Regions from separate parts of the Homo sapiens genome. Here region 2 is linked to region 1. Evidence: chromatin contacts called from ENCODE Hi-C or POLR2A ChIA-PET data. All regions are on one chromosome and are shown on one strand. Each heading gives the region's core, a stretch centred on a gene start or an enhancer-like site at or near the end of the contact. The rest is flanking DNA. Distances are from core to core; before and after follow the strand shown.

What was found. Hi-C counts contacts between places; a loop is a spot of excess contacts on that map. ChIA-PET counts read pairs that join two places held with the same protein, here RNA polymerase II (POLR2A). Pooled maps may share reads with other maps.
Region 2: a pooled map shows a loop between it and region 1 (7-fold over the local background). The contact joins the promoter of C9orf85 here to the enhancer-like site in region 1. A Hi-C loop is called at or near these places in 3 of 37 single-sample maps with no recorded cell type and 7 of 50 pooled maps. POLR2A ChIA-PET finds 5 or more read pairs at or near these places in 1 of 52 experiments (activated CD4-positive, alpha-beta T cell).

What each region holds. Positions count from the first base shown.
Region 1 is chr9:72,442,267-72,446,237 of GRCh38, reverse strand. No RefSeq gene overlaps it. Among named protein-coding and RNA genes, the nearest start is that of TMC1, 77 kb to the left of the region's middle. RefSeq lists an enhancer at 1,786-2,045. Within about 2 kb of position 2,182, at least 9 of the 41 ENCODE cell types and tissues checked have a DNase peak (open chromatin) inside an H3K27ac peak, as active enhancers do.
Region 2 is chr9:71,909,458-71,913,428 of GRCh38, reverse strand. C9orf85 (chromosome 9 open reading frame 85) reads right to left here and starts at 1,790. Exons shown (of 4, transcript NM_182505.5): 1 at 1,593-1,790. The coding sequence starts at 1,694. It overlaps ABHD17B (abhydrolase domain containing 17B, depalmitoylase), which reads left to right and starts at 2,236. Exons shown (of 4, transcript NM_001025780.3): 1 at 2,236-2,795. RefSeq lists enhancers at 1,523-1,582, 1,593-1,642, 1,713-2,022 and a silencer at 2,473-2,712.

The sequences.
Region 1 (3,971 bases), core at 933-3,432:
GGATAAATCACATACATCATCTCATTTAATCCTTCTACTGTTGCAGTGACTCCCCCCCCTTTTACTCTGAACAATGAAGGCTTGAAAAGGTTAGCTAATTTATTCAAGAGCACAAAACTTCTCCATGCCAGAGGAAGGAATCAAACCCAGGTCTATCAAAGTCTTAATTTATGTACTTCCTCATATAGAAGGCAGTCATCTAAGTGCTAAAGATATTTGGATATCAGCAAGATTTTTAAGATAGACACTGCTCTCTTGCTAGACAAAGTTGTAGTAAAGGACAGGGTTACCTTACAGATCTAGGACACAGCAGGATAAGTCAAGCTCCAACCCCTTGGTGAGACCTTCTCCAGAGAAGCAGACCGCTGAGGGACAGTTTTTGATGTCTGTGTCCTATCTAACATATACAAAACTCTTAACAGCTGGAGAGATGAATGATTCATCTAAACCCATCCCAGGAGTCCTGAAATCTTCCCCTTTGTTGCAGTGAGACACATTAACTGGAGGAGAGATGGCCTCCTGCAAATCTCCATCACAGTCAACCCTCCCATCTTCTTGTTCCACTTCCCTGTCACTCACCTATGAGATTTGGAGATAGGCTAATTTGGTCACATTATTCCTCAGCTGGTCCCTTTTGGAGAAATCTTTTTAGGTATTTTGGTCACCAACTTATTCCCTTCCTTAAAGTAATTTTTGTTAAATTCTCACCACCCTCTTAACTTTTAATTCCTCTTCCTCTTTTCCTCCTCCTCCTCCCTTTCTTTCCTCTTCCTCTTTCTCTTTCTCTTCCTTTTCTCTCTTTCTCTCAGTTGATAACTGTGCCTACCACACCTCCAGGAAACATAAACCATCAATTTTATAACCTAAAATCCAATCAACCTCCATACACATCCATTCTTCCGTTCCTCCCATGACAGAAGAAGAGGAGCCCTTCTAGGCAAAGCTAATTCTGCTGCTTTTGTCCTTATCCTGTTTACTCCTGCTTATCCTGGAGTCTGTGCCGTCTTTTATTGTCTCTCCTCTGCCTTTTCACTCCTCCTTCTCCATGAGCATCTTTCCCTTACTATAAAACATAACTAACTTGCTCCCACTGATGAATATCTTTTCTTTCTTCTTAATTCCACTTTATTTCCCAGGTGTCTGTGGAGCGTGTGCTATGTGCCAGACACTGTGCTGGGTGATGAGAATACTTTGGGAAATGAAACATCCAAACCCTGGCTTCAGGGAGCTTACAGTCTAGTGAGAGAGCAGATGATAAGTAGGCATCTAAATATAAATTTATAAATTTCCACAAATAGGGCACAGTGCTAGAGAGTAAACAGGGAGTCCTCTAAGTTAGGGTAGCCAGGAAAAAGCTCTTATCATTCCATCACTTCCATTACTGGAGTGCAGACTGTTATCTCTCACCTGGGTTCTAATGAATTCTTAACTGGATTCTCTGCTTACAAATTCCCTTTTTTGGTCCTTTTCACGTATTACTACCATAGTTCAGTGTCTAAAGCAGATCCAAACTTGTCATTCCTCTATTTGTGCCTTCAGTAGTTTCTCAATACCTGCAAGCCCAGATACTTGAGCCCAACATTTTAAAACACCTAGATGAGTAAACAGACTAGAGATTGCTCTATAAACAGAGACCAGTGCTGTGAGCAATGTTTGGTGCTGATGTTAATCTCCAGAACTCCCCTGGGCTTGTTATTTTTGACAGCCATTCTCTATTTTGATTTGTCTTCTTTAACAAAACAAAACCAAATGAAGAATGAAGAGCATCCAATGGAGGACCTAGAGCAATTGCATTCTCTCCTATGACTACTAAGTAGTTCTAAGAAACAGGTTAGGCTGTGGAACCTGCAAAGTGGAGAAGAAAGTGGCTGAAACTCTGGAGAAAGAAAAGGCCACACAGTTGACTGCTGCAGGAGACCAAATTTGACATTCTTCTTTAAAATGCTATTAGGAAAACTGGTCAACTAAAACAAAAAGAAACTAAATTTCATGAATTTCTCATTTGGTGAAATGGGCTTTTGTGAATTGGCCATTGAGTGAGTTTTCTTCAAGAGTCTAGGGGAATTTGACATTCTGACTATTTGACAGACTCCACCAGGGGGAAGTGAGTTATATGAGTCAAGATTAATGGCATGGGCAGAGGAGCTTCTGTCCCACTTCCTTTTTAGTAGCTGAGAGCATACTGTGTCTCTTGTTGCCTCTCTGTCAGCTTGTGGATAGCAAAGTGTGGGCCTAAACTTCACGCTTCCAATACGCCGCCAAAGAGAACATGGAACTTGATTGAGGGCCTGATTAGGAGCTTGATAGAAGATGTCTTGACAAAAAAGATGAGATGACCTGTTAGTGGTGAGCCAGAGATGGTTCACCGGGTCAGAGACCTGCCTATTAAATTATAAGAAACTTTGCAAGCCAGTTGTTAAACACAGCAATACTTAAAAACAAAGATATTTCAACTTACATTTAAATTAATTCTATTAAAAATAAAGACAAGAAATATTCAAAATTGTCACTCCATAGTTATTAGACTACATTTTACATATTATCTATGTTCTTGAGCTTATATGTATCTATTGTATCTGTAAGGCAGATCTTTTTCCAACTTCACATTTGGTGACACCACACTGGTACCTTGAAATGCCAAGGCAGAAATGTTTGCACCACAAAAGTCTGCAAATACCACAAATCAGGGCTCAAGTGACTCAGAACCAACTGCTAATCATACTGCGGTCTACACTGCAGGGCAGACTTCCTGTTTGAAGAGCTAGGAGAGGTTAGCACAGTGACTCATGCCTGTAATCTCAGCACTTTGAGAGGCCAACTGGGGTGGACCACTTGAGGTCAGGAGTTCGAGGCCAGCCTGGCCAACATAGTGAAACCCCATCTCTATTAAAAATTAAAAAAAAAAAAATTAGCCAGGCATGGTGGCACATGCCTGTAATCCCAGCTACTTAGGAGGCTGACACACGAGAATTGCTTGAACCCAGAAAGTGGAGGTCAAAGTAAATGGCACCACTGCACTCCAGCCTGTGCGACGAAGTGAGACTCTGCCTCAAAAAAAAAGAGCTAGGAAAGTCACACTGGACCTCTGCAGCACTAACAAGGTAAGGTCATGTCAGCAAGGATAAGAATGGTCCATGCATTACACCAGTTACAGGCTTCAGTTCATATGCCAGCAGAACACCCCAAAATTGCACCAGTCCCTCCCAGTGGTCATGAGTCCAGGGAGCAGCGCGGACCAGCCATGACACAGCAGAGACCAACAATGTCAAAAGGATGCCAAGAACTCCCAATGTCCTCTGTCCTGCTGAAGTCGCTTAAGCCTCACATTCAGATGTCATCTTGAAGAGAAACAGAGTGAGCAGAAACCTGAGAGACTGAGCACTTTATCTAAAAGAGATAAAGAATTTACCTAAAGTCATGATTTTCTTTATAAAATTGAATAAAATTCTGGTGAGACTAAAACTGCACTTGTCACCCTTTGGGTTGGGGGTGGTTGAGTGAGGATGATCTTTGCTGACAACAGACCTAGTATATAAAAAAGGAGCCATACTTTGTTGTTGTTGCGTATTTGAAAACAGCGTAAATAACTTTACACTTCTGCTACAGTGGTGATTTTGAACTTTTTTCTCTTTCTGTGACTCTAGCCAAAGAGATAGTGAACTTTTATTAAGGGATAAATACTATTAGTATCTTCCATTTGCAGATAAAGAAATCAAGCCTCAGAAAGTCTCTGTAACTTATACAAGATGACCCAACCAGGAAGAGGATGAGTCAGGTCTTGAAAGGAATGTTGGTATGTCTGCAAGCGTTCCGCCCTGGTTTTACTGCTTGTTATCAACCCTTTTCAGGCCTTTTCTAGGTCCTTTTGGCTGTATAGGTACTTCTGCAAGAACTGAGACAAAACAGGAGAGAGCATCCTCTCAGGGAAGCATCTGGAAGAGGTAACCTGGGGACAAGTCAAGTCAGGAAGA
Region 2 (3,971 bases), core at 541-3,040, 530 kb after region 1:
TTGTATTTACTTATCTTTCTGCTTTCTTTTTGCCCATATCACCTAGAAACTATAAACTCCGTGAAGGGAGAGTCAGCTCTTTTGAACACGGTATACCTATGAACACAGGGCCTTGCACACGGAAGGTGCTTATTAAATATTTGTAGAATAAGCAAAGAAAGAAAGAGGAAAGGAAAAGGAGATCACAGGTTACCAAAAACAGATGACTTTGCTTTCCCAATCAATGTCGGGAAATTAATCACTTATTGAACACTTACTATGACCTAGGCCATTTATGCATAATCATATAGTTTCGCCTCCCAACAATCCTGACAAATTTGCATTTGAGACCAAAGTAAGGCTCAGAGAAATTAAATATTATACAACTCACTCAAGCCGCACACCTAGTAAATTTGAGCTCCATAACTTTTGTGAATATTAGGTTTATCTGAGTGATGCTGGCCCCTAATATGCCCCTGTTGTCAATGATTTTCTCTCCATACAGCTATGGAGACAGGGAGAGAGATTCACAGCAAAGAGCAAATTAGTAGTTTTTTGTTTTTGTTTTTTGAGACGGAGTCTTGCTCTGTCGCCCAGGAGTGCAGTGATGTGATCTCAGCTCACTGCAACCACCGCCTCCAGGGTTCAAGCGATTCCCCTGCCTCAGCCTCCCGAGTAGCTGGGATTACCGGCACCCGTCACCACGTCGGCTAATTTTTGTATTTTTAGCAGATTGGGAGTTTCGCCATGTTGGCCAGGTCGTTCTCGAACTTCTGACCTCAGGTGATCCGCCCACCACCTCGGCCTCCCAAAGTGCTGAGATTACAAGCGCCCGCCACCACGCCCGGCTAATTTTTGTATTTTTAGTACAGATGGAGTTTCGCCATGTTGACCAGGTCGTTCTCGAACTCCTGACCTCAGGTGATCCACCCGCTTCGGCCTCCCAAAGTGCTGGGATTACAGCACTTTGAGCCACGGCGCCCGGCCTGCAAATTAGTACTTATATACAACCCAAGTCCTCTGGCTATCTAGACAGTCTGAATTTTTTAGCAGGACTTTACAGAAGTCCTGCTAAAGATAAACAGCAAAACAAGTATTTTTACATTAACCAAATATTTTTATCTTCAAAACAATTGTTACAAAACAGAAATTTCACACAATACTAGTGAGGACAGCCTAAGACAGCTTAATCATTCACATTTCCTCTATGGGCTTGGGGTTTTTGGAAAAAAAAATCGTAGCTGCATAAACTTGGTGTAAAATTTGAAAAAGCCACTCATGCCACAATCCTCGTTTCCCTCTGCTAATGTGATCCAGATGGGAACGCTGAACGACGTAACTGCCCCATCTGCACCTTAGATTTCATTAGGGTCCTGTTCACTCTGTGCAATTAGTTAAGTGTGCTGACCATCAAATATTTACCAGGAGACAACATGTCCAGGTCAAAGAAAGGGCGTGAGAATAACATTTTAGAAAGAGTTGCACTGCAGCCAAGACTAACTCTGGGCTGCGGTCCACACTCGCCCCAGCCGACTCCTCTCATTTCCTCTCTCCCCTCTCCAGTGAGCCATTCCTTCCTGGAGTCAAAGACGGTGCAACAGGCAGGTTCCTACCTTGGTCTGCACACTTTTATCGAACTTGTCATTTTTGAAGCTAAACGTATTCTGGTGCTTCTGAGGTCTGGAACGAGCCACGTTGCCTTTCTGGGAGCTCATCGCCGAAATCAAAGCCACCCCTCGCCGGGAGCAGGCAAAAGGATGAGGGGAAAGAAAACCAACGAACTACTCCCAGGAATTGACGCTTCTGTCAATGACCCGGAAGAAACAAACGCAGCCTTTCCGCCCCGGCTCTGGGTCAGCCCACGTGACTCTTCTGGGAGGTCAAAGAGCATCGCTCTGCCCTCCCTGCTGTTAAGCCAAGCCACTCCACGCGGCGCAGCCTCGACCCCTCCGGCTCCGCGCAGCCTCTTTCTCAAACCCGGAGAACAAGTCCCACTTTCTTCGAAATGAGAATTCCCCCATTGGCCCGAATGTGTAGTCCATCAAATCAAAGGGGCGGGGAACCTTTGTTCCTATTGGTTCTTCTTTTCCGCAATCCCCGCCTCCTGCTGAGCGAGCTCAGCCTCTCCTTGAGCTCAGAGCGCCTCCCACCCTGCCGGGCGGCCTCTGATTGGTGGAAGTGAGGCAAGGCTGGGCTCCGTCTCTCCCCCCGCCCGCTAGTAGGCTGGAGCCGGGGTCAGCTTTGGCACCTTCCTCCAGTCAGTGGCCAACTCCTGGCTCAGTGGGGATTGTGCTCGTCCCCTCCGTTCCCCTCCAGTCTTCCTCCCGCTACCGGAACGAGCCTCGCGCTTGGCAGGCTGAGGAGGAGCAAAGAAAGCAGGATTAAAGAGAAGGAAGACCTGGCTAGGTCTGGGTGGCGTCTGCAGTGCCAGAAAGGGAGGCGGTGGCGGCGGCGGCTGCGACCACGGCCGCGCGGGACGTGAGGCCCGAGAGCAACCGACGGGCAGCGGCGGCCGCTCCAGCGCCCCGCACCGGGGCCGTTAGTCAGCAGAACGCGAGCTCTTGTGGAGGAGCAGGGCCGGCGCGAGGCGAGACTCGGGAGCGTGAGCGGGGCCCCTGGGGCGCCGCCGTCCTTCTTCGCCCCGGCGCCGGGGGCTGTAGCCCTGGTCCCCGCTCCTCTGTCGGGCCAGTCTGCAGGCGGAGAGAGTCGGACGGCGCCCGGAGCGCGGATCTCGCCTTGTGGAGGACAGCGCGTCGGCTGCGGTTCTCTCTCGACCCCTTCTGCCCGGCGCTTCGGCCCGGGCCGCTCAGGTGCAGGTGCGTGCGGCCTCGGGGTTTGGGGACGCCGCAGCCCGGCTCGGGGAGGGGGCGCTAGGCCGGGAGCCGCAGCGCGGGAGGGACGAGCCCGGGCCGGCGGGGGGAGGGGAGCGGGAAGCGTCTTTGTTGTTGGCGACCGGGATCCCTTCTCGGCACAGGGGAAAGGCGGGGAAGCCACTCCTCATCGGGTCTGTGTTTTTGAGAGGATTCTCTGATGGTTGCGTGAAGGGGAGCGGTAGGACAGTCCCTGCGGTCCGTGGAGCGGCCGGAGTCAGGGGGTGGGGGAGGGAGGACCGACCGACACTCTAAGAAGGTCTTTGGTCCTCCTCGGTGAAGAGAAGGGTTCCATTTCATTTCCTTTGCTTTTCTCTCAGTGGATGAAAAGATGGGGTCAGGTTCCCATTCCCCTCACTGGCGCACTGAGAGATTCGCGGGTGCCTAAAAGCTTTCTCCTGAATGTCCTTATATCTCTGTCGGGCGCGATTTTAGATTGAATCTGCACGGGGCTTGGCGATTTGTGTATTCCGGTGGGGCTGTCGTAGGGTTCTTTTTCTTTAGATGGTTGGGCTTTAATCTTATTTGTTTTCGAACTCTAAGGTAGGCTTATCAGGAATCGTTTTTGAATTGGAAAATTTAAAGGTTTTGTTTGGGATTTTTTTTAACCCCGAAACAAAGTTATGTCAAATTAGATTGTACTGTGTGGGGGCTCTCGTGAAGGAAAGAGTGTATTTAACCTGGGGTTTTTGTTTAAAAAAAAAAAAAGTTCAGATCTTTGATCTTTGGTGAGATCTCTGCCAATGCCAGAAGAGAATTTTTTGTAAATGATGCTTTAAGTCAGTGTGAAGTAGATTTGGTAAGCAAAAGGATGAATAACGGAATACAGAGGGTGACCTTTAAATTTCGCTGTTTATGAAATGTGTTCCTGTTTAATACTTTTTGTGATATATGATGCTTGATCTATAGATGATTCATTTGGAATTTTTTTATGCCTCTAATAAATCTTTGGAGATCTTGTGCCAACATATGAAACTATAATACCTAATGAGTCGGAGTAGAAAGCCAGATACATGTTGTAATAACGTTAATCTGTTTAGATTAACAGGGAAATTTACATTAAAATGAACTTTTTTCCGTAAAGAGTTTCTCTACATATGTTTATAGCATGAATTTCAGTTG